Linked DNA regions of Mus musculus: region 2 is linked to region 1. A link is a loop called in an ENCODE intact Hi-C map of the cell type or tissue named here. Cell type or tissue: heart. All regions are shown on one strand. Each heading gives the region's core, and the rest is flanking DNA. Links, peaks and the distances in the headings are about the cores only.

What was found. Hi-C counts contacts between places; a loop is a spot of excess contacts. Peaks named below come from ENCODE experiments on the same cell type or tissue, not always from the same donor. Only the 100,000 strongest peaks of a DNase experiment are listed, where the experiment ranks them.
Region 2: a loop joins it to region 1, with 26 times the contacts of the local background. A loop is called at or near these places in 15 of 42 quality-filtered maps.

Annotation. Positions count from the first base shown.
Region 1 is chr11:53,856,014-53,867,033 of GRCm38, forward strand. It overlaps Slc22a5 (solute carrier family 22 (organic cation transporter), member 5), which reads right to left. Exons shown (of 10, transcript NM_011396.3): 9 at 10,224-10,359; 10 at 8,529-9,883. The coding sequence ends at 9,796. It overlaps Gm12216 (predicted gene 12216), which reads right to left and starts at 3,243. Exons shown (of 4, transcript NR_033332.1): 1 at 3,100-3,243. In heart, for the core only: CTCF peaks have their summits at 3,090 and 3,298; DNase peaks (open chromatin) are centred at 2,048, 2,518 and 3,178; H3K4me3 peaks cover 834 bases; H3K27ac peaks cover 438 bases; H3K27me3 peaks cover 877 bases.
Region 2 is chr11:53,933,781-53,944,800 of GRCm38, forward strand. No RefSeq gene overlaps it. Among named protein-coding and RNA genes, the nearest start is that of Gm30927, 41 kb to the right of the region's middle. In heart, for the core only: no CTCF peak of the experiment used is centred there; no DNase peak of the experiment used is centred there.

The sequences.
Region 1 (11,020 bases), core at 1,748-9,747:
GAGCTATGGAAGACAAAGCTGACTAGTGGAGAATAACCAAGACAAGAATTCCTTCTTCAAAGAGGCTTACAGGCCAGGTGTAGTGATGCGCACCTTTTGTTTGTTTGTTTGTTTGTTTAAGATTTTATTTATTTATTTTTAAAAATATGACAAGTATACTATAGCCGTCTTCAGACACACCAGAAGAGGGCATCAGATCCCGTAACAGATGATTGTGAGCCACCATGTGGTTGCCGGGAATTGAACTCAGGACCTTTGGAAGAGCAGTCAGTGCTCTGAACCAACCTCCAGCCGGTGATGCACACCTTTAATCACAGCACTTACTCTCAAGTGCTGTACCACACAGGCAGGCAGATTCCTGTGAGTTCAAGGCCAGCCTGATCTACATAGTGAGTTCTAGGATGGCTAGAGCTACATAGTGAGACCCTGTTTCAGAAAACTAAAAACAAAGCAAAACCCCAATAAATAAATAAAAGAGGTTTAGCAGGGCGGAGAGAAGTCCATCAGGCCAGGGTACTTGCCATCAAGCTGATGACAGGTTCAATCCCAGGTGTCATGATAGAAGGGGAGTATCAGCTGCTAAGTTTCTCTCTCACCTTCATATGTGTGTCAAGTCAGGCACACGCGCCGGCCCCCAAATACACATACAAAATTAATTTAAAAATAAAATGGGTCTAAACAGAAAAGGACGACATGAACTGACATCTTTAAAGTTATAAGACTGTCACCTAAATGATCGACGGCTCATCAACTAAAAGCACATTGCTCCATGGCCAATCTTGGTTGTTAACTTGACCAAATCTAGAAATCAACAAGAACCCAAGCAGCTGGGCACACTGGTGAGAATTTTCTTGATTGTCTTATTTGAGGTGGGAAGACTCACCCTGACTCTGGGCCACACCTTCTGGTGAAAGTCCATATAAAAGGGGGGGTGGGGGTGGGAAGGAAGCTTTGCCTTCTGCCTGCCCTCACTCTCCCTGGACAGCGAGCGCATCAGTTTGGTTCCTTTGCTGCTGTTAGAGTCCACTGCTTCAGGAGTGCAACAACGACTGAAGACTAGCAGCTCTCTAGGCATCCTCTGGGGGTTCACTACAAGATGGGGACGGCAAAGACATCCAGTCTCATGGACTGACCAGCTACTGGAATCTTGGCCTTCCATGCAGGAGGCAGCCACTGCTGTATTACCTGGACCACAAGCTGCAAGCCACTCCGGTAAATCTCCCTTTAACACAGACATCAACTTATATGATTTTAAAATCTCTTTCCCATATTTTCAGGCCCACATGAGTGTCCTATCAACTACCAATGAGCAGATCTCTATCCTAGATGAGCTGTGTCTGAATACAGAAAATAGGATATGCTGCTCAATTTAATGTTGTTTTAACTTGGCAGGGAGAGGTGATCACAAGATTACCTTGCCAAATACAGAATGAGCATTTGATAAAAATTTTGTCCACAGCCAAAAGCGAAACCAAACGTGTTTAGAGACAGAATTGGGAGGGCCCCACCCGCACCGCCCCGCACCGCCCCGCACCGCCCCGCAAGTCTAAGACCAGATGGCGTAGTCATTGTGATGCACTCTGCTCATTTTTATCAGAAAACAATATTGGGGGGGTTATTTATTTTCCATGGTTGCTGCTTCAATTTGGCTCAGAGGGAGAGAAAGGAGCCCTGGAGAAAAGGAATAGCTTGTGAAAGAAAGCAAGCCACAAAATGAGAGATAACAACCTCATTTTTCTGGCACATTAAAGCAGAATGTGTTAGAAGCAGTGCCTCCCTATACCATCCGAGGATTAAAGGCAGCGAAGATCCAGAGTTTTGTAATCTTAGGACATCTGGCAATCTTTCTCAAATTCAGACCCCGCTTTTAAGGTTCAGATCAAGTTTTGTTTCAGCTGCGGACCTAGGGTCAGATCCCTGCGGTTAGGTGGAAATGACATCTATGGAGACACAAGTTGAGTTCAAGCGCGTTCTTGCCAACCACACACAAGCCAGGCAAAAAGCTGTCACTCAAATATAAGCAGGCACCTGAAGACTTGGTCGTTTTGCTTTTAGCTCTTGTCACTCGTGCCATGTGTTTCATCTCTGCTGTACAACAGCCTCACTAAGTCGCCCTGGCTGAGACCTGGAACTTAGCTGGCCTGGAACTCAGATACCCCTCTGCCTCTGCCTCCAGGGTGCTGGGGTTGTAGGTGTTCTCTATTGAACCATATCTGTACAGTTTTTCTTGCCAGGGAAGGTGGATGCCCTGAGGGCAGGGGCTGTCTCCAGCGTTTGGGATGGAGTCCAGTATTCACACCTAAGTGTGTATACATCACCAAAGGCAAGACAAAACAGCCACCATTTTTCATTCCTCTGTGGGAGACAGGAGATTGATCTGTGGTCTGGGAAGGTCCCTGTCCATCTTTGCTGGCATGGGCTATGGCCCCTTCATAATGACCCTCAGACTTCACTTAGGGGAAGGACACTCACTGAAAGGAGGGTTGATTCTAGCCTAGTCTTAATGTCTATGATCACGAAAGGTAAGCTGCTGCGTTTGCAGGGTCTTGTAACGCTCAGGAGGTAGGACAGGTGCACAAACCTTGGCAGCTCAGTGGCTAAGGCTGCCAGGTTAAGGCTGGAGGGGAGGTTGAGTTCCTTGTGAGCTCAAGTGGGGCAGTGGGTTCTGCATTCAGATGCATACTCCCATGAAAGAGTGTATAAGGAGGGGGTCTGCAAAAGGCAACATGGGATCAGAAGGATTTTTACAGAAATGGGGAGAGAAGAGGAAATGGGGGATGAGAGTGTGGGAGAGGGACAGACAGAAGGAAGGAGAAGAGGAGAGGGACAGAGGAAGGTGTGTGCGCACGCTACAAAAAGAAGCTCACTCAGGTGGCCAACGCACCACTGGACCCAGGACTGCAATATCCTCAGCGTGCTAGTTCCAGGCTTCCCAGATCCTCCTGCCTGGTCTTGTGGTTCTGAGCCACTCGGACCCCAGCCCTGCCACGCTTAAGGCTCTCCTGGCCCCACGCCAGGCGTCCCTGTAACCCGCGTGGATCCAGAGCTTGGCACCAGCACCGCAAGGAGGAGCCCGCGAGCGGCCGGGGCTGCGCTTACCTCTCTTGTGGGCCCGGGGTTCAGGCGGCCGCTCTCCTCTCCCCTCACCTCCGAGCCCATCACCCGTCGTGACAGTCGACCGTCGTGGCCGCCGCTTTGTTTCTCTTCGGAGAAGCTATTAAAAGCAAAAGCGAAAGCGAAAACTAGGGGAGGCAGGACTGGCCCGAGCGCACCATGAGCGAACACAGCCCACGGGCGGGCGCTGTGGGCTGGCGGGGCAGTGCACACGCACGAGCCCGCGTTCACAGAGCAGGGCTGGCGGTGCTGCTGCGAAGCCCCGGGAACACTGGCCCACGCAGTCACCCGGCTGACCACCAGTGACTCAAGTGTCCGTGCTCTGGGCTGGACTTGACCAGTGGCAGCGGTTTGGGCTGGGCTGGTGCGGCTGGGTGCTGGCCTGGTTGACTGGCACTGAGTTGCCCTTGGTGGGGGAGACCTCGACCTTGTGGTACCAGTGTGTTCTCAACCAACCTAATGCTGCAACTCTTTAATACGGTTCATGTTGTGATGACCTCCAACCATAAGATTGTGTTGCTACTTCATAACTAATTTTGCTTCTGTTATAAACCATAATGTAAATATTTGAGGAAACAGAGGGCTGCCAAGGGGGTGGCCCTAGGTTGAGAACCACACTGTGAAGACTTACTGTGTAACAATTGTTAAGTGTTTTAAGGTTTCTTGTTGCTATAAATAATGGCTAGTAACTAGACTCTCTATGTAAGACTAGGTATGTAGTAACAGGCAGTAAGACGTGTAACAAATCAGTGAGGGGATGGGAAGATAATTTAGTCAGAAAGTGCTTGCTTTGAGCCGGGCTTGGTGGCACACGCCTTTAATCCCAGCACTCAGGAGGCAGAGGCGGGTGGTCGAGGCCAGCCTGGTCTATAAAGTGAGGCGAGTTCCAGGACAGCCAGGGCTGCACAGAGAAACCCTGTCTCGAAAACAAACAAACAAACAAAAACCAAAGTGCTTGCTTTGCAAGCATGAGAACCAGAGCTGAGTCTCCAAAGCCTCACAAAAAGCTGGACACGCACAGTACCTGTATTCTCAGCATCAGGGAGGCAGAGACGAGAGTCTCTGGGGTGTACTGGCCAGCCAAACTACCTGAGAAGGCACCTGTCACCAGGCCTTAGGCCTCTGAGTTTAATCTCTAGGTTCCACGTAATGGAAGAAGAGAACCAGCTGCCACAAGTTGACATCTGATCGTACGTGCATGTGGCAGAAGCTTGCTTGTTCCAACACACTAAATAAAAATGTTGAAAAATTAAAAATAAAAAGGAAAATGTTGAAAAATTAAAAATAAAAAGGAAAATGACCCTCAACTTTAACCTCTGGCCTACAAGCATGTTGTGTGTGCACACACATGCATACAAACACACACATATGCACAGCCACACATGTATGTGTATATATATATATATATATATATATATATATATATATATACATATATACCATACATACACAAAATAAGTTAATGTGCCAATTGAGAAAGATGCTGACATTGACTATCAAGTTCCACATTACTCACATATATAAAGCACTTGGGTGAAAAGGAAGATCCTTCATGTGATCAGAAACAAAAAACAAACAAACAAAAAACCGAACCCCACAATCAGCTGCTGTAGTTATATATTTTTGGAATATATATTTGCCAAGGCAGATCTACCACAAAGTTTTCCCAGATTCTTTAAGCTCTGCCCAATACTGGCCCAGAATACCTGAAAACACTTGCTGTTGGGAAACATCATCATGACAAATACAGTTAGTTCACTCCCCCTCCCCCTCCCCCCTCCCCCTCTCCTCTCTCAAAATGGAGAGCAAGCACACAAGCGCGCACGTCTATGTGTGCATGTGTGGGTGTGCATATGTATGTGTGAGAAGAACAAATATAAAACCATTTTTATTACAGAGCTCAGAAAGAGCAGACCAAAATCTGGAGTGAAAACCCAAATGAACCATGTAGTGGCTCTGAGTCACTTGCTTCTCGTTTCTGTAGCTTGCATATGTCCTGCAGGGTGGAGGCCTCGGTCTGTACCCTAGGTAAGAGATTTCAGTGTTTGCCAGGGAGCTGGAGGGAAAGCAAGACAGCCCCAGTGGTGGCTATGGAAAGAGCAGCTCGGGGCTGGTGAGATGGCTCAGTGGGTAAGAGCACCCGACTGCTCTTCCGAAGGTCCAGAGTTCAAATCCCAGCAACCACATGGTGGCTTACAACCATCTGTAACGAGATCTGATTCCCTCTTCTGGAGTGTCTGAAGACAGCTACAATGTACTTACATATAATAAATAAATAAATCTTTAAAAAAAAAAAAAAAAAAAAAAAAAGAGCAGCTCACATCTCTCCTGCAGAAGGTATTTCCTGACTGCGGCAGGAGGGAAATAGAAAGCATTAGAAATTCAAGGCCAGACTGGCAGGCCTCTTCCTCCTGCAGGCCAGTTCTGACCATGGGAGCAGAGTGGAGCTCCGGCTGCTTTTGTATAAACAAAGTCTGGGGAGGTTTAGTTAGAATGCTGCTTAGTTTTCCTCAACTAAACAGAAACTAGAGTCACCTGGGAAGAGGACCCTTAACTGAAGAATTGCCTCCATCAGGCTGACCTTTAGACATGTTTGGGGAGAGGGCCATTTTCTTGACTGGAGACTGATATGGGAGGGACCAGCTCACTGCGGGGAGGTGACAGCCTTGGTCATGTGGTCCTGGGTTGTATCAAAAAACAAGCTGAGCAAGCCATTGGGGTAGCAAGCCAGTATTCCTTCATGGTCTGTGAGTCAGTTCCTGATTCCTTCTCAGCATCCCTCAGTGATGGGCTATAAGCTGTAATAAACTCTTCCCAGGTTGACTTTGACCAGTGTTTCATTACACCAAGACAAACTAGGCTAGAGCAGTCATGAAGAGAGAGGAAAGGATCCCCAAGGGAAAAGCCAAAACCTGGTTTTGTAGATGTGTGTTCATTTGAGTGTGGAGGTCAGAGGTTATCATCAGTTGTCTTCCTCAATCACCCTGTACCTTATTTTTTGAGGCAGGTTCTCTCCATGAGAGAACCTGTATCCTGCAGAGGCAGCTAGACTGGCTGGCCAGCAAGCCCCAGGCATCCTTCTGTCTCTGCCTCCCCAGTATTGGCTTTTACATGATTGCTGGGGATGGAAGGCAGGTCCCCATGCTTAAGTAGTAAGCACTTGGCATTGGGATCATCTACTTAGCTATACTTAGCTTAGTATATACTTTTTATATACAGTAACCTGACAAGGAAGCAGGATTCTCTGCTATCTCTGATAGTCTATATTTGGTTCTTAGCTTGTGGAACCAAAAAATTCACCAGATTTTCAGTGTTTTAGCATTGATTAGCACTGTTATATAAAAAAAGAATGCGAAGCTTACATCTTTCATACACTTCATTCAATAAGTTGTAGGTAGCAGGCCAGTGGGGTGGCACAGTGATTCACTCTCTGGGACCCATGTGTTGGAAAGGAGAGGATAACATGACCCCCGAAAGTCATCCTCAGACCCCCACACATGTGCCTTCCATGTTCCTCTGAATAAATAAGTGTAATAATTAAAAAAACAGAAACAAAACCAAAATCAAACCAAAACAAAAACCCTAAACACTAAGTAGCAACAACACAACAACAAAATGCAGCCATTTTGCCAGTGCTGGTGATTGAACAACAAACAGAAATCAATGTGGTTTTAGCCTTCAGGAAAAACACTTTGTGAGAAAATAAGACCAGTCATTCAGATCTAGAAAGACCATCCGCAATGCTGTGAGCCCAGGGACATGGCTCAGTAGCCCTTGCTGCCAAGCCTGATGACATGAGTTTGATCCCTGAGACCCACATAATGGAAGGAAGAGACGTGACTTCTGTCACTTGTACATACAAGTCCTGCCACATGTGTACACACGCACAGCATGCTTAAGGTCCTGGCTTCAATCTCAGGAACATGCAAGCATTTTTTCTGAGAGTTTTCTCATTAAGGGATAAATTATGAAAATTCTTGCCAAGGGAGGAGGCAGCTCTGTGGGTAACGCACAGTTGTCTGCATGTCTGCCTGTTGCCTATGGAGACCAGAAGAAAGCTTCAGACTAACTTTAAGCATCATCTTATCTCAGCATCTTACAAACTGGCACAGCAGATATGCACCACTATACTATGATCCTGGCCTTATGTTTACCTATGGTGAGATTTTGGTTTTTCAAGAATTTTTTTTCTCCATCATCTTTTGTCCCTCCTGTCTGTGTGTTTGGCAGCTTCAGTGACCACAGGCCTTTGGATCATCATCGCTCACATGCCTCTCTCCTGAACAGTCCTCCCAAAGTCATGGCTCCAGTGGAAACAGGCTATGTATGTTCAGCAGGCCTGTGCAGCGGTGAGGGTTTTCAGGAGAAGGGACTTGGGCTGTTGCCCCCTCCCCACACAGAGAGAGCACAAGGCATTCAGGCAGTAGTGTTTGCCTTAGGAGATCACGAATGACTGAATCAGACACCGAGGATAAAAGCCATGCAGGAACTGACCACTCACAGCAGAAATGGTAGGCAGGATCGCAGTTCACAATCTGGGGCTCCTGAGCAGGCAGGTCATCAGGAACCCAGCTCAGGACCTGGTTTGAGGGGACTGGAAACCGAATGAATCTTCTAGATGTGCTGCTCTATATTACTCCTGAGCCAGAGGCCCCTGCTTGGCATGTGCCATGTTGTCCACTAGCAGGTGAGCTTTGGACCTAGATCCACTCATACTGGAAGCACAGATGACTCTGTGGCAAACTCTTCATCAACATCGTATGTGTCTTGTACACCCCCAGCTCAACGCTGTCTGCCCTACCACTGACTCAGTAGCTCCAAGGACAGGGCTCAAGCAGCTTCTGGCCAGCTTTGCTGAGGTGCAGCCTGAAGGGCCTCACTAGGGTCTGCAGTGTATAGCTGCCTGCTTTCCATCCAAGAGACAGGCTCTATGTGTGACTCATGCCTGTGTAAACTAAGAATGTGGGGCACAGATGCCCCCCATGTTGTCTTTTGAGTGGGTGGTGATAGGCAAGTGCTCCCCATTTTTCTCCTTGGCGCAGATGTCTTTGAAATGTATTCCCCAGGTTCCTCAGAAATTCATGCCACTGTAGCCCTCTTTCCTTAGTGCTGCCCTCCCCTAGAAGGCATCCTAGAAATGGGTCTCCTTCTTTCCCTCTTCTGTATGCCTGCTCCTCAGAGTCCTTTTTACAAGTAAAGTATGTAACTGTTCAGAAACTCTGGGCTGTTTCCAAGGACACCTAGGTTAAGTGTACCAGGCTAGTGGAATGAGGTCAATATTAAGTAGATGCCTACTGTACAGTATGAGTTCAATTTAAACCTCAAACCACTGCTACCATTAGCCTATAGAAGAGTTGCATTCTGGTGTGGCAAGAACCCATCAAATTCTAGGAATAAAGATTGTATTCAATTGGTATTATTAAAAAAAAATCATTGTTTATTAAAACCATTTCATTGCCCAAGGCACTTCAGTAGCCTTCACAAAATACAGGTTTGGTGTTTGTTTTGTATTGTAAGTGGGTGAAGCATGTGCTTTCGGAGCACCATGGCAACATAATCAGAAGAGAAGACAATCACACTGAACACAAAACACCCACCGATGTGACACGACTGCAGCCAGCTACTCTGAGAGACTGTGACACAATTTACATTTCTTTCTTGTAATTTTCCTCATGATTATACATCGTAAAAGGAAGAAGCATAGTGTTATTATTTTTGGCACTCAGAGCAGCTCTAGTGGCTAAGATTGGGAAGGCCTTGTATGGTGGTAACTGCACACCAGCCAGGGTGACCCTGGGCTGGGGAACACAGGCAGTTCCCAAGCTTCTGCTAAGGGACAAATAGCTTGAGACATAAACAGCAGATGACAAACAAACAAACTCCCCATGACAGTGCTGGGAGAGGGAAGGGACACTCTGTTATCCATACATTTCCTTCAAGACACAGATAAGTGGCTGGCAGCCAGAATTTTGATTTACACAGCAGTGGAAGACAAGCCTTGGCCTCAACAGTAGATTTCTCACAGGGCCTGGACAAGCCCAGGACCCTGACCACACACACAGTACCTGGCTGTGGGACTGAGCAGTCACAGTCAACACATTGTCTGCTTTATGGACCAGCCTCCACCTTAGTCTCCTTTGGGCTCCCTCAGTCTTTGTTATGTCACGAGTTAAGAGTGTTGCAGTTAAAACTTTTTAACTGAGAAAAGACGAGAAATCAAACTATCAATGGAATCACTTATTTTCTGAAAAGAAATTTTTGTTTCCTTCTGGTGCATCCTAGACAAGCACACTGCCCCTGAGGGACACTTATTCCTTTCCTGTAAGTTCTGCAGTTAGGGAAAGGAGAGGGAAAAAGACCTGCTGTTCTATGTGCACCCTTATCAGGTCTTAAAAAATAACAAAGCATGTCTAGCAGATGTTTCTCATAGTCTTCCAAGTCCTGCTTGTTCAAGAGACTCATTCATTTCTTTGGAAGGCCCACATCCACCACTGTGATGGGACGTGCAAGCTGTTTGGTTAGCCTTGGTGGCCCTAGAGGAAGGTGACTCTCCAGGACAGATGCCCCAATCCATGAGCATGTTAGACACAAGGTTAACAGAACAGAAAAGCCCTCAGTCATGGAGAGCATTTCTGACAACATGAAGGTTTCCAATCAGTTTTTTGCCTTCTGGACAGGGTGTTAGAAGGCTGTGCTCTTTAGGACTGTTGGGCTTTCTTCACCATCTTTTTGCATTCTTGTCTGGCTTTGGATTTGCCACTGTTTTATTCTATTAAAACAAGAAAAACAAATGTTAGGAACAAACTTTAAACAGATACCTACCAGTATCAAAATAGGTAAACCAGATCAGGAGAGAAACAAAACAAAACACAAGGCAAATTTTGATGTTTTTCTTGGTCCCTGTAGTTCAGAGCTGCTGCTTTCATTGGCATTCACAAGGACACTTGCTCACACAGGATCAGGTCATTGCTGTAGATAGCACCATGGTCAAGGTAGTCAAGGTATTTGTGAGACAGGGTATTCAGGGAGCACTACTTTAAGGAGCAGACCCATAAGAACTGGCCAGGCCCAGACCCAATGAATCCACAATTAGGAGGAAAGTCTCTTACCCTTTGACCCTTAGCATCTGGTCAATGGTATCTGGGAGAGGGACACCAAAGCTCTCAGGGAAGAACAAGGTGAGGATAGCTGTCAGGATGGTCAGACTTCCCATGAGAATATAAGGCAGGAAGCGATCATAGGCACCTATGGTGGAGCAGAGGACCCAGGTTACAGTGAGACTGTCTTAGTTGGGCTCTTTATTCTCTCTGGACTCTTTCTAGCGCTTACTATCCCGTGGGCACCAGTGCTTCCCAAAGCCTGGGCTGCCAGAGTGAAGTCTGGCATCTACAGATTCAGAACCCAGACCTGGAACACATGTGCCCAGAGGTCCAGCAGTGTTTACACTGGACAAGGGAGAGGTAGAGGGGAACAGAGACAGGACAGCTGCAGGGTTTCCAAGCAACACAAGGTGCTTATCCAGGACAGGAACAACTTTCTACCTCTGCAGATGCGTCACAGTCTGATTTACACTCAGGTTAGACTAGGTACTGCCCAATTAGAGCCATGTAGCATGCTTGCAAAGTAATTGCTACTCTCTGGACACTGGCAAGTGCTCTCCTGAACTAGAGATATGCAGAGAGAAGCAGCTGCCAAGAGGGAGTACTCTGAACCATAGAAACTGGTGTCCTGATACATAAAATGTCAAAAGGCAGATCTTTCCAGGGCATAAAACATCTTGTCAAGTGTGCCATGCAGGCCTCTATATGCCACCTAGTCAGCAGGCTGAGGCAAGAGGAGCAAAAGTTCAAGCCCAGCTCATACAACTTAGTGAGCTACTGTTCTGGAAAGTAAACTGAGGGCCAGG
Region 2 (11,020 bases), core at 1,590-9,589, 78 kb after region 1:
CCCCAGTACACATACAGAATTAATTTAAAAATTTAAAGAGTCTATACAGAAAAGGAGGAAATGGAAAATACAATTGTCATTTTAAAAGTTATAAAATTGTCCCATAAATGGCCTGTGATTTAGCAGTTAGGAGACTTGCTGCATATGATTGCCAATCTTGGATGCCAATTTGACTACATCTAGAATCAACTAAAAGTCAAGAGCTATAAGACATATTCTTGGTTGGATTATTTGAGGAGGGAAGACACACTAAATCTGGGCCATACCTTCTGGTGGCAGCCCACATAGAAGGACACTGAAGAAGGAAGCTGTTACTTTTTTGCCTCTTTTCAGTGGGCTTTTAGGGCAGTGGTGGCGCCCGCCTTTAATCCCAGCACTTGGGAGGCAGAGGCAGGCAGATTTCTGAGTTCGAGTTCAGCCTGGTCTACAGAGTGAGTTCCAGGACAGCCAGGGCTACACAGAGAAACCCTGTCTCAAAAACCAAAACCGGGGGCTGGTGAGATGGCTCAGTGGGTAAGAGCACCCGACTGCTCTTCTGAAGGTCCAAAGTTCAAATCCCAGCAACCACATGGTGGCTCACAACCATCTGTAACAAGATCTGACGCCCTCTTCTGGAGTGTCTGAAGACAGCTACAGTGTACTTACATATAATAAATAAATAAATCTTAAAAAAAAAAAAACCAAAACCAACCCCCCCCCCCAAAAAAAAAAGAAAGAAAGAAAGGCATTTCTTTTGCTTGATAAAGACCACCTTCTACAACCCCACAGCTAACATATTACTTAACAAAGAAACTGTGCTCTTAAGAAATAGGACAAGACAAGGCGTCTGCTCTCCCTACCATGCTATAGAATTACAGAGGCAGGAGAGGCCTTAAGGAGATAGAAAGGAAAACCAATGATCTAGGAAGAGGCATATTTCACAACTGGCATCATTTTCACAGGAGTCTCAAGATCATCAAGAGAAAAATTGTCAGAGTGGATGAGTCCGGGAAGGTAAAAGGACGTGAGTCCAAAACTAAAAACAATTGATTGCCTTTATTCTCATTACAAGCTAGCAACTAAGTCAGCAGAAAATCTATACTCAACAACTGTTGCTAAACTCCTTCTCTGGGGAAACACAATCAAAAACACTCTCAAGTCTATCCCTCCACCCAAGACAAACCTAGGTACAATTCTGCCACGGTTCTCCTTGGGAAACCATGAATTTACTGGGCTTTCAGAGCATAGATGAATAAGGGCTTACTTACTGGAGTGTGGGTGCTCTCTTCCCCACCCAAAGTCAGACTGGAAAGTCTTTCCACATTATGGATGAGAGCTTTCCCATAGCCACTTAGATAGAGCACTCCTGACTTCCCTGTATCTTCCTGAGCTATATACACTCTAGCTCTCTCTGAGACCACTTGCAATTAGGGATGAGTTGCATAGGACAGGTGGCAGAGAGTAGGTGGATACTCAGGTGCCCCTCCATGGCTCTCTGTGCATGCATATGAACAGTTACAACCCCAGATAGGATGATCTTTTTGTAGATAGGATGATCAGAGCATAGTAACACCTCAAAGAAGATATGGTTTGAAATACAGTCCTATGTAGGCATAAATTTTTTGCAACCTACTTTAAATAAGGGGTCAGTCTCTCCTCTAGCCTACCACTCAGCAGAGGTAGTGGAAGAGACAAGTTACTAGGTTGGGGGGAAGTGGACCTGTTCAATGACTCTTTGGGGTGAGCTTGATCTTGGGCAGCAGTTCAGTCCTGTAGCAAACACCAAATACAACTCAGCAGCTGCAGACCAGTCCTCTAGGCAGACAGACCCCAGGCACAAACCAGCAGCTACAGTCCAGGCCTTTCAGCAAGCAGACACCAGGCAGGTGTCGTTCAATCCTAAGGAAACTGCCAGGCTCACCAACTGGCCCGAGGCAAGGCAGTGGAAGCATCAAGCTGCTGCAGTAACCCCAGGAGCACAAGTTGAGCTCAAGGCAAACCAATACATGCATGTCTTTCGCTACAAATAGCAAGGCTCAGTGCTCGTCTCCCATTGTCTCTGGGGTCATATTTGTATTCCTTCAAGTGTCCTCTCACGGGTTTGCTAAAGCAAGTCTTATCCTTTCACCTGTGTGCCCCCAGCAAAACTTCACTTGCTATAACTAATTTTCCAAAGAACTAGAAGTTTCCACTTCAGTCCTATGCTACAATAACGTGACAAAAATAAGATATCACTTGGCATAGTACTATCTCAGAATCAAAGAGTTCTCTCAGTGAAGAGTCTGGAGAACAATCTAAAACTCGATGAAAAGAGTGTTTAAAAGAAAACACAAAGCAATATGGACTCAGGTGGTGAAAGCACTCCCGGAGCCCTGAGGTGCTAGATCTGAACCGTCCAAGGTTTCCCAGGTCCTCCAGGCTGACCTGGCGATTCTGAGCCATGTGGACCCCAGCTGTGTCATATTTTAGGTCCTCCCTAACTCAGTACCCCCCTGGAGCTTAGTGCCTGCCTCACAAGGACAAGCCCTGGAGTAGCAGGGGCTGCACTTACTTGCCGGTGGCATCTGCATGACAACAAGACAGTCTTAAAGTATTTGTCATCTGCACACAGAAACACTTAGAATGTAGTTGGCAAGGGTTTCTAATATGGGGTCCCACAGTTTGCTGTAGTTAGCCCATTGGAACAAATTTTTGCCAAGACTGAAACTGCCATAAAAGTTTGCCAAAATGCTTTAAGCTCTATTCAACACTGGTCCCTGACACCTGCAAGCATTTTAAACACTTGCTGTCAGGAAAGACAGGACAAGTACAGCTAGGTTGCTCTCTCTCTTTTTTTTATTATGTATTTTCCTCAATTACATTTCCAATGCTATCCCAAAAGCCCCCCCCCCCCACTTCCCTACCCACCCATTCCCATTTTTTGGCCCTGGCATTCCCCTGTACTGGGGCATATAAAGTTTGCCTGTCCAATGGGCCTCTCTTTCCAGTGATGGCCGACTAGGCCATCTTTTGATACATATGCAGCTAGAGTCAAGAGCTCCGGGGTACTGGTTAGTTCATAATGTTGTTCCACCTATAGGGTTGCAGATCTCTTTAGCTCCTTGGATGCTTTCTCTAGCTCCTCCATTGGGGGCCCTGTGATCCATCCAATAGTTGACTGTGAGCATCTACTTCTGTGTTTGCTAGGCCCCGGCCTAGTCTCACAAGAGACAGCTATATCATGGTTCTTGCAACAAACGCTTGCTAGTGTATGCAATGGTGTCATCGTTTGGAGGCTAATTATGGGATGGATCCCTGGATATGGCAGTCTCTAGATGGTCCATCCTTTTGTCTCAGCTCCAAACTTTGTCTCTGTAACTCCTTCCATAGGTGATTGTTTCCAATTCTAAGAAGGGGCAAAGTGTCCACACTTTGGTCTTCGTTTTTCTTCAGTTTCATGTGTTTTGCAAATTGTACCTTATATCTCGCTATACTAAGTTTCTGGGCTAATATCCACTTATCAGTGAGTACATATCATTTGAGTTCTTTTGTGATTGTGTTACCTCGCTCAGGATGATACCCACCAGGTCCACCCATTTGCCTACACATTTCATAAATTCATTCTTTTTAATAGCTGAGTAGTACTCCATTGTGTAAACATTTCAGTGTTTGCCAGGGAGCTGGAGGGAAAGCAAGACAGCCCCAATGGTGGCTATGGAAAGAGCAGCTCACATCTCTCCTGCAGAAGGTGTTTCCTGACTGCGGCAGGAGGGAAATGGAAAGCATTAGAAGAGAGGCCCATTGGACATGCAAACTTTATATTCCCCAGTACAGGGGAACACCAGGGCCAAAAAGTGGGAGTGGGTGGGTAGGGGAGTGGGGGGGAGGGTATGGGGGATTTTTGGGATAGCATTGGAAATGTAAATGAGGAAAATACCTAATAAAAAAAATAAAAAAAAAAAAAAAGAAAAGAAAACCAAGGCCAGACCTGCAGGCCTCTTTCTCCTGCAGGCCTCTTTCTCCTGCAGGCCTCTTCCTCCTGCAGGCCTCTTCCTCCTGCAGGCCTCTTCCTCCTGCAGGCCTCTTCTTCCTGCAGGCCTCTTTCTCCTGCAGGCCTCTTCCTCCTGCAGATAGTTCTGACTGTGGGAGCAGAGTGGAGCTCCGGCTGCTTTTGTATAAACAAAGTCTGGGGAGGTTTAGTTAGAATGCTGCTTAGTTTTCCTCAACTAAACAGAAACTAGAGTCACCTGGGAAGAGGACCCTTAACTGAAGAATTGCCTCCATCAGGCTGACCTATTGACATGTTTGGGGAGAGGGCCATTTTCTTGACTGGAGACTGATATGGGAGGGACCAGCTCACTGGGGGGAGGTGACAGCCTTGGCCATGTGGTCCTGGGTTGTATCAAAAAACAAGCTGAGCAAGCCATTGGGGTAGCAAGCCAGCATTCCTCCATGGTCTGTGAGTCAGTTCCTGATTCCTTCTCAGCATCCCTCAGTGAAGGGCCTTAAGCTGTAATAAACTCTTCCCAGGTTGACTTTGACCAGTGTTTCATTACACCAAGACAAACTAGGCTAGAGCAGTCATGAAGAGAGAGGAAAGGATCCCCAAGGGAAAAGCCAAAACCTGGTTTTGTAGATGTTTGTTCATTTGAGTGTGGAGGTCAGAGGTTATCATCAGTTGTCTTCCTCAATCACCCTGTAGCTTAATTTTTGAGGCAGGTTCTCTCCATGAGAGAACCTGTATCCTGCAGAGGCAGCTAGACTGGCTGGCCAGCAAGCCCCAGGCATCCTTCTGTCTCTGCCTCCCCAGTTTTGGCTTTTATATGCTGCTGGGGATGGAAGTCAGGGTCTTATGAGACAGGCTGACTCTATGACAGCCTTCAAATTGGCAGTTCAGGAGACTAGGCCTAAATCTCTGTTTCCAAGAACTGGGCAAGTCCAGGTAAGTCCAGGCCTCAGAGGCTACCCTGCCACCTGGCCTGAGGCAAGGACAATGGGTCAGCAACTGTGTCCATACTTCCCCAGCAATGGTTCTGGAATGTCCCTAGAGATGGAGTCAATGATAGAGGTCACCTTTCCCTTCCTGGAACTCCCCTAGTATGCTTTAAATAGGGCCTGCGAGCTCACTTGGTTGTCTCCATCTTGGAATGGGAGATCCCAGCTTGCTGGACTTCTGAAGAATAAAACACTCTTTGCTTTTACATACTCTTGGAGAGGGGTGTAATTCTTCAGTGAATCATGGACCCTTACACTTATTTATGCTTATGTAGGGAAGACCTGCTACAGGGGAATCTCCGCAGGGGTCATGCTCAGTGTCCTGTTGCTGTGAAGAGACACCATGACCACAATAACTTTTCTTTTCTTTCTTTTTTTTTTAAAAACAGACATATTTATTGTACTTATATGAGTACACTGCAGCTGTTTTCAGACACACCAGAAGAGGGCATTAGATCCTATTACAGATGGTTGTGAGCCACCAAGTGATTGCTGGGAATTGAACTCAGGACTTCTAGAAGAGCAGTCAGTGCTCTTACCCACTGAGCCATCTCTCCAGCTGGACCACACCAACTCTTCTAAAAGAAAACATTTAATTGGGTTTGACTTCCAGCTTCATAGGTTCAGTTTACATTTTGGTGTGCAGGCAGGCACGGTGCTGGGAAGAAGCTGAGAGTTCACATCCGGATCTGCAGGCAGCAGGAAGACAGGGTGACACTGGGCTTGATTTGAGCTTCTGAACCCTCAAAGCTCCCTTTGTGTCCCCCTGTGACACACTTCCTCTAACAAGGCCACACTTCCAATAATGGTACTCTAGTCTATGGGGACCGTTTTCATTTAAACCACCACATTCCGCTCTTTGGCTACCATAGGCTTGTAGCCATATCATCATGCAAAATGCATTTAGTCCAACTTCAAAAGTTCCTATAGTCTATCACAGTATCACCACTATTTAAAATGTCCAAAGTTCAAAGTCTCTTCTGAGACTCACTGGAGACTCTTAAATCAAAAGAAAAAAGCAGATCACATAGTTCCAACATACCATGCGTAGGAAAAAAAACATTACTGTGATGGTTTGAATATGCTTGACCCAGGGAATGGCACTATTTGGACATGTGGCCTTGTTGGAGTAGGTGTGGCCTTGTTGGAATAGGTGTGTCACAGTGGGCATGGGCTTTAAGACCCTCATTCTAGCTGCCTGAAAGCCAGTCTTCTCTGTCTGCCTTTGGGTAAAATGTAGAACTCTCAACTTCTCCAGCCCCACATCTGCCTGGATGCTGCCATGCTCCTGCCTTGATGATAATGGACTGAACCTCTGAACCTGTAACCAACGCCAATTAAATTTTGTCTTTATGAGAGTTGCCTTGGTTATGGTGTCTGTTGCAGTAAAACCCTGACTAATACAATTACCATTATAAAATGGAGGAAAGGGAGCATAATGAGGAACCACTGAACCAAATCAAGGAAAAAATAAATAAATAAAAAACAACCCTAGCTGGGCAAACACTAAACTCTGCATCTTCATGTCTGATGCAAAGGGCTCTTCAGCTCTCCAACTCCTTTCAGCTTTTCCACCTCAAACCCACTTCTTTCTCTTGGGCTGGTTCCATTTCCTCTTAGCAGCTTTCCTCAGCAGGTATCCCAAGGCTCTGACATCTCCAACTTCTTGGGATCTCGTAGGCAATCCAGGCTTCACCTTCACACCTTCATAAATGGTCTCTCTGGGCCTCCATGCAGGGATTCCCGTAACACATGGCTGACCTCAGAGACTTTCCTTAGCCATGGATGGAGATCTTATTGTAGGGCAATGGGCTATGCACAGACAGGCTGGTCTCCAGTCGAGTTGAGGTTGTGAAACCCAGTGAAATCCAGTGATGATAATTTTCATCTACATGGATAGAAGGCATTCCCTCATGTCTCCTGGCCCCCTGGCTTCTGTTGAAGTTACTGCCCCCACGGCCCCCACAGGAGAAGTGTGGCTTTTAGTCACATACACTATGTCCCAAGCTTCTGACCTTCAGGCTAGACTCCTCCCAGTTACCTAGCAACAACAAGATAACAATCCCACCATAAGAGGGGCTGTTTGGCCCCTCCTCACTCTCTTACTCTCTCTCCTCCATTTCTCCCTCTCTCTCTAACCCCTTACTCTTTAGCCTTTTTTTTCTCTCTCTCTCATTTTCCCCCTTCCCTCCTTTTGGCCATGGCCGGTCTCTCTCTTTTTTACCTTCTCTCTTTCCCCCTGCCTTTCTACAATAAAGCTCTAAAACCATAGACTGTCTATGTTCATCAAGGCCCACTGTGCTTGGAAGATGGGATAGGCTTTCCCCTAACAAGCTGTACTTAATCTCCCGTCAGAAGACCTTCCTGTGCTCCAGCCAAGAACCGGACTAAGGACTCTCGCTGTGTGGGAACCTCTCTCCCTCTGCCCTCTCTCCCATAACTCCGGGGCAGAGGGTGTCACCCTGGGCCTCTGGTATCGGGGGCTGCCCCTTGTCCACCCCCCACCAAGTGGGGTCAGTAGCTTCACACAGCCAGATGCCCACCCGGGGCCAAATGGAAAGCGTCTGGCTCTGTTTCTAAGAGCTGGGATTAAAGGTGTGTGCCACCACACTTGGCCCTATGAGTGTCTTTGTTTCCTTTTATTTTTCCTTAACTCCTTTTCACAAGTTGTGAGCTTAGCTGGGTGGGGTCTCTCTCTGAAGTAACCTCTTCCTTAATCCATTTAGCGGCAGGCTTTTCTTTAATCTGTTTATACTGCCTGGTGCTCCTTTTCTCTTCAAGCTGTGCATTTTGTATTTTTCATTGCTCTGCTTGTTCCTTTTCATTAAAGATCTGCATAAGACTGGCCACTAGTAACCACACAACACAGTCCACACTAGGCTGTCTAGAAATCTCCTCTGCAAACACAATTAATCCAAAACTCTTCAATGTAGCCTCAGGCAGACTTTTCGGACAAGAGCAAAAAGCAGCAGTATTTTTCACCAAAATATCATACGAATGGTCTCTAGGCCACATACTAACATTCTTCTCCTCTTAAACCTTTTGAGCTCTGCCCCCACAGCTCAAATCACCTTCAGCACGGCTGTCTTCCATGTTTCTACCAGGGTAGCCTGTCCAGGATAGCCTAATAAACCCTGCTTAAAATGTTCAATCACTTTTCTAGTCCAAATCCTAAAGTAGTCCACATTCCTTCCTCCATATCAAAACCTGATCCAGCCTGTCACATCAATACCCCAACTCCTGGTACCAACTCTGTCTTAGTCCATGTTCTATTGCTGTGAAGAGACACCATGACCAAGGCACCTATTATGAAGGAAAATATTTAATTGGGTTTGGCCTACAGTTTCAGAGGCTTAGCCCATTATTATCATGGCAGGAAGCATGGAGGCATGCACATAATGCCTCTGAGGAAGCAGCTGAGAGTTCTATATCTGGATCAGCAGGTAGCAACTAGAAAATGTCACTTGGCCTGGCTTGAACCCTTCTGCTCTGTGATACAGCTCCTTCAACAAGGCCACACTTTCAATAACGACACTCCATATGAGTCTATAGGGGTCATTTCCATTCACACCACCACATCTGGTTTCTTTTTATAGGTAGCACACTTGACCAGAGTGCTAGGGAAGCAAAGGCTACCTGAGCTCAGCCTCTGGCACACACGTGTTGGAGCACACACATGTTGGAAGGGGATAGCAACATGAGTCCTGAGAGTCATTCTCTGACCTCCACATGCGTGCTTTGGTGTGCCTACCCATATATAATTTAATAAATTAATAAAAAAATCCCAAGTATTAGGTAGCAACTACAAAAATGCAGCCACGAAGTGGAAACTTAAGGTTTTTTTTTTTTTGAAAGTCTGTTGGATGGTGTGTGCTGCTGGGGCAAACACATGAAGGAACGTCTCGTTAAAGTGCATACAGGTGTGAAAGGCTAAAGGCCGACTCATGAAGGAATGTCTCACTGAAGCAGACACAGGAGAGAGGATGTTCTGCTAAAGCAAGCACATGAGAGGACATGTGATATAGGATTTTTTGCTAATAACACACATGTATTGGTCTGCCTTACATTTCGTAGTTGAGCTGCATTTGTCAGGACTCCATAGAGAGAAACACACCAAAAAACTTCTAGTGATATGCTGCAGTTTGTTGCTGCCTCTGTAGACTTGGGCTGATTGAATGCAAGACACATGGAGGACACGTGATGTTTGGAGGGTATAAATAGGACACCATGGAGTGATGGAGACAGAGCTTGGCCTGCTGCTACAGCTAGCTGTGAAATGCTTGTGGGTCTCATGTCTTCACTGATTTTCACTTTCCTGAGAGAGGCACAGCCAAGAACTTCTCCTGGTGTTCCTCCTGGTCCTTCTGTTAACTCGAGGTGAGGCTGAGGCCTGAATATCTCTGCTGCTATGCTGTATCACTGCTGAACCTAACCCAACTCTACTGAACTGGTCTGCTGGTGTATCTGTGAAGTGCTTTCAAGAGGATCGAGCTGCTGCTGCTGCTAATCTATGAACTGAACTGCTGATTTCCAGACAACACAGATGGGAGTTGCTCCAAAGAACCCTTCTAAACAGGTCCACTCTCCTGACACCCCCTCATATCCCTTCTTTTCCACCACCTCTGGAGGATGCTGGGCTACAAGGGAGGTTAAAGCATTTAAGAACCATCATTAAAAATAGGATTTGACTTCGAACCCAGTGACATTACACATAGGCGAAAGACACCCACACATCTGCGGCCATGGCAACCATCATCCATTCCCAGAATCCACTTGGCTCACCTCCCACCTTTACCTTCGAATGACTACTATCCAAATAAAAGGCAGACCCCTCTGACCTCTCTCTCTCTTCCCCCACTCCTCTTCACTGCCACCTTTGCCCTCTTCCTCCACAATAAACCTCTGCCACCCATCTTTCCTGAATGGGTTAAAACCTAAAAGCCTCAGGCAGCCTGGGTACTTCCTGCGGAAGAGTTGAAATCACAGGGCAGTTACAAGCAGGGAAGTTCTGGGCCTGGGTTCAGCATGTCATGAGAACTCCTGGCAAGAATGGTGTAGCAAGGACTCCACCAAAGTTTAGAAGCTTAGAAAAGCAGATTATAGGTCTGGAGATAAAAATCTTTCTACATAAAATTCTTTTTTCTGCCCCTTTAAAGCCCTAAGAACCCAGAGCCCCAACATGGCTTCCACTCACAGAGAGACTCTGTCCTTCACTGCTCTGACTGAAGGGCAGCCCTGCGTCTTGTCTGTTAGTCTCCTCTCCTTTTATTTCCATGCCACCTACATTAACCCTGATCAAATATTGCCAGGGCACTGAACAACAAACAGAAATCAATGTGGTTTTAGCCTTCAGGAAAAACACTTTGTGAGAAAATAAGACCAGTCATTCAGATCTAGAAAGACCATCCGCAATGCTGTGAGCCCAGGGACATGGCTCAGTAGCCCTTGCTACCAAGCCTGATGACATGAGTTTGATCCTCCAGACTCACATAATGGAAGGAAGAGAAGTGACTTCTGTCACTTGTACATAGAGGCCCTGGCACATGTGCACACATGCACACACACAAGCACCTTAAAGAATAAAAAGATCTAAATGCCATAGGATAAATTAGCAAGTGGGACCCGCCTAACCAGCAAATCCGAATTCTCAGCTTCCTGTCAGCCTAGCCTATGCTTCTGCTATGCTGCCTGCGGCCCTTCCCACTCCAGCTTCCTTCCTTCCCACGCTCCTTTCTCAGCGTCAGACCTGCGTCCAGACCTCAGTCTTCTCCTGCTTAGGCTTCTTTGTGTGCCTCTTTACGATTTCCATTTTATGTTTCCCCAGCAAACACCTGCACTCTTCCTTCTGTCTCCTAGCTGGTTGTTGGAGAATCCACATAGACACAACAATGGCCTGATACTAGCCCTGGAAGGATTTTGGAGATTGTCTTAGTTACTTCTTTATTTCTGTGAAGAGACACCATACCAAGACTTGCAGTGAGAATTTCAGTTTCTTTAAAAGACACAGAAACACTACGAGAATATGTTTTCATTTTAATCGCAGGTATGGGATATGGGGGCTGCTTGA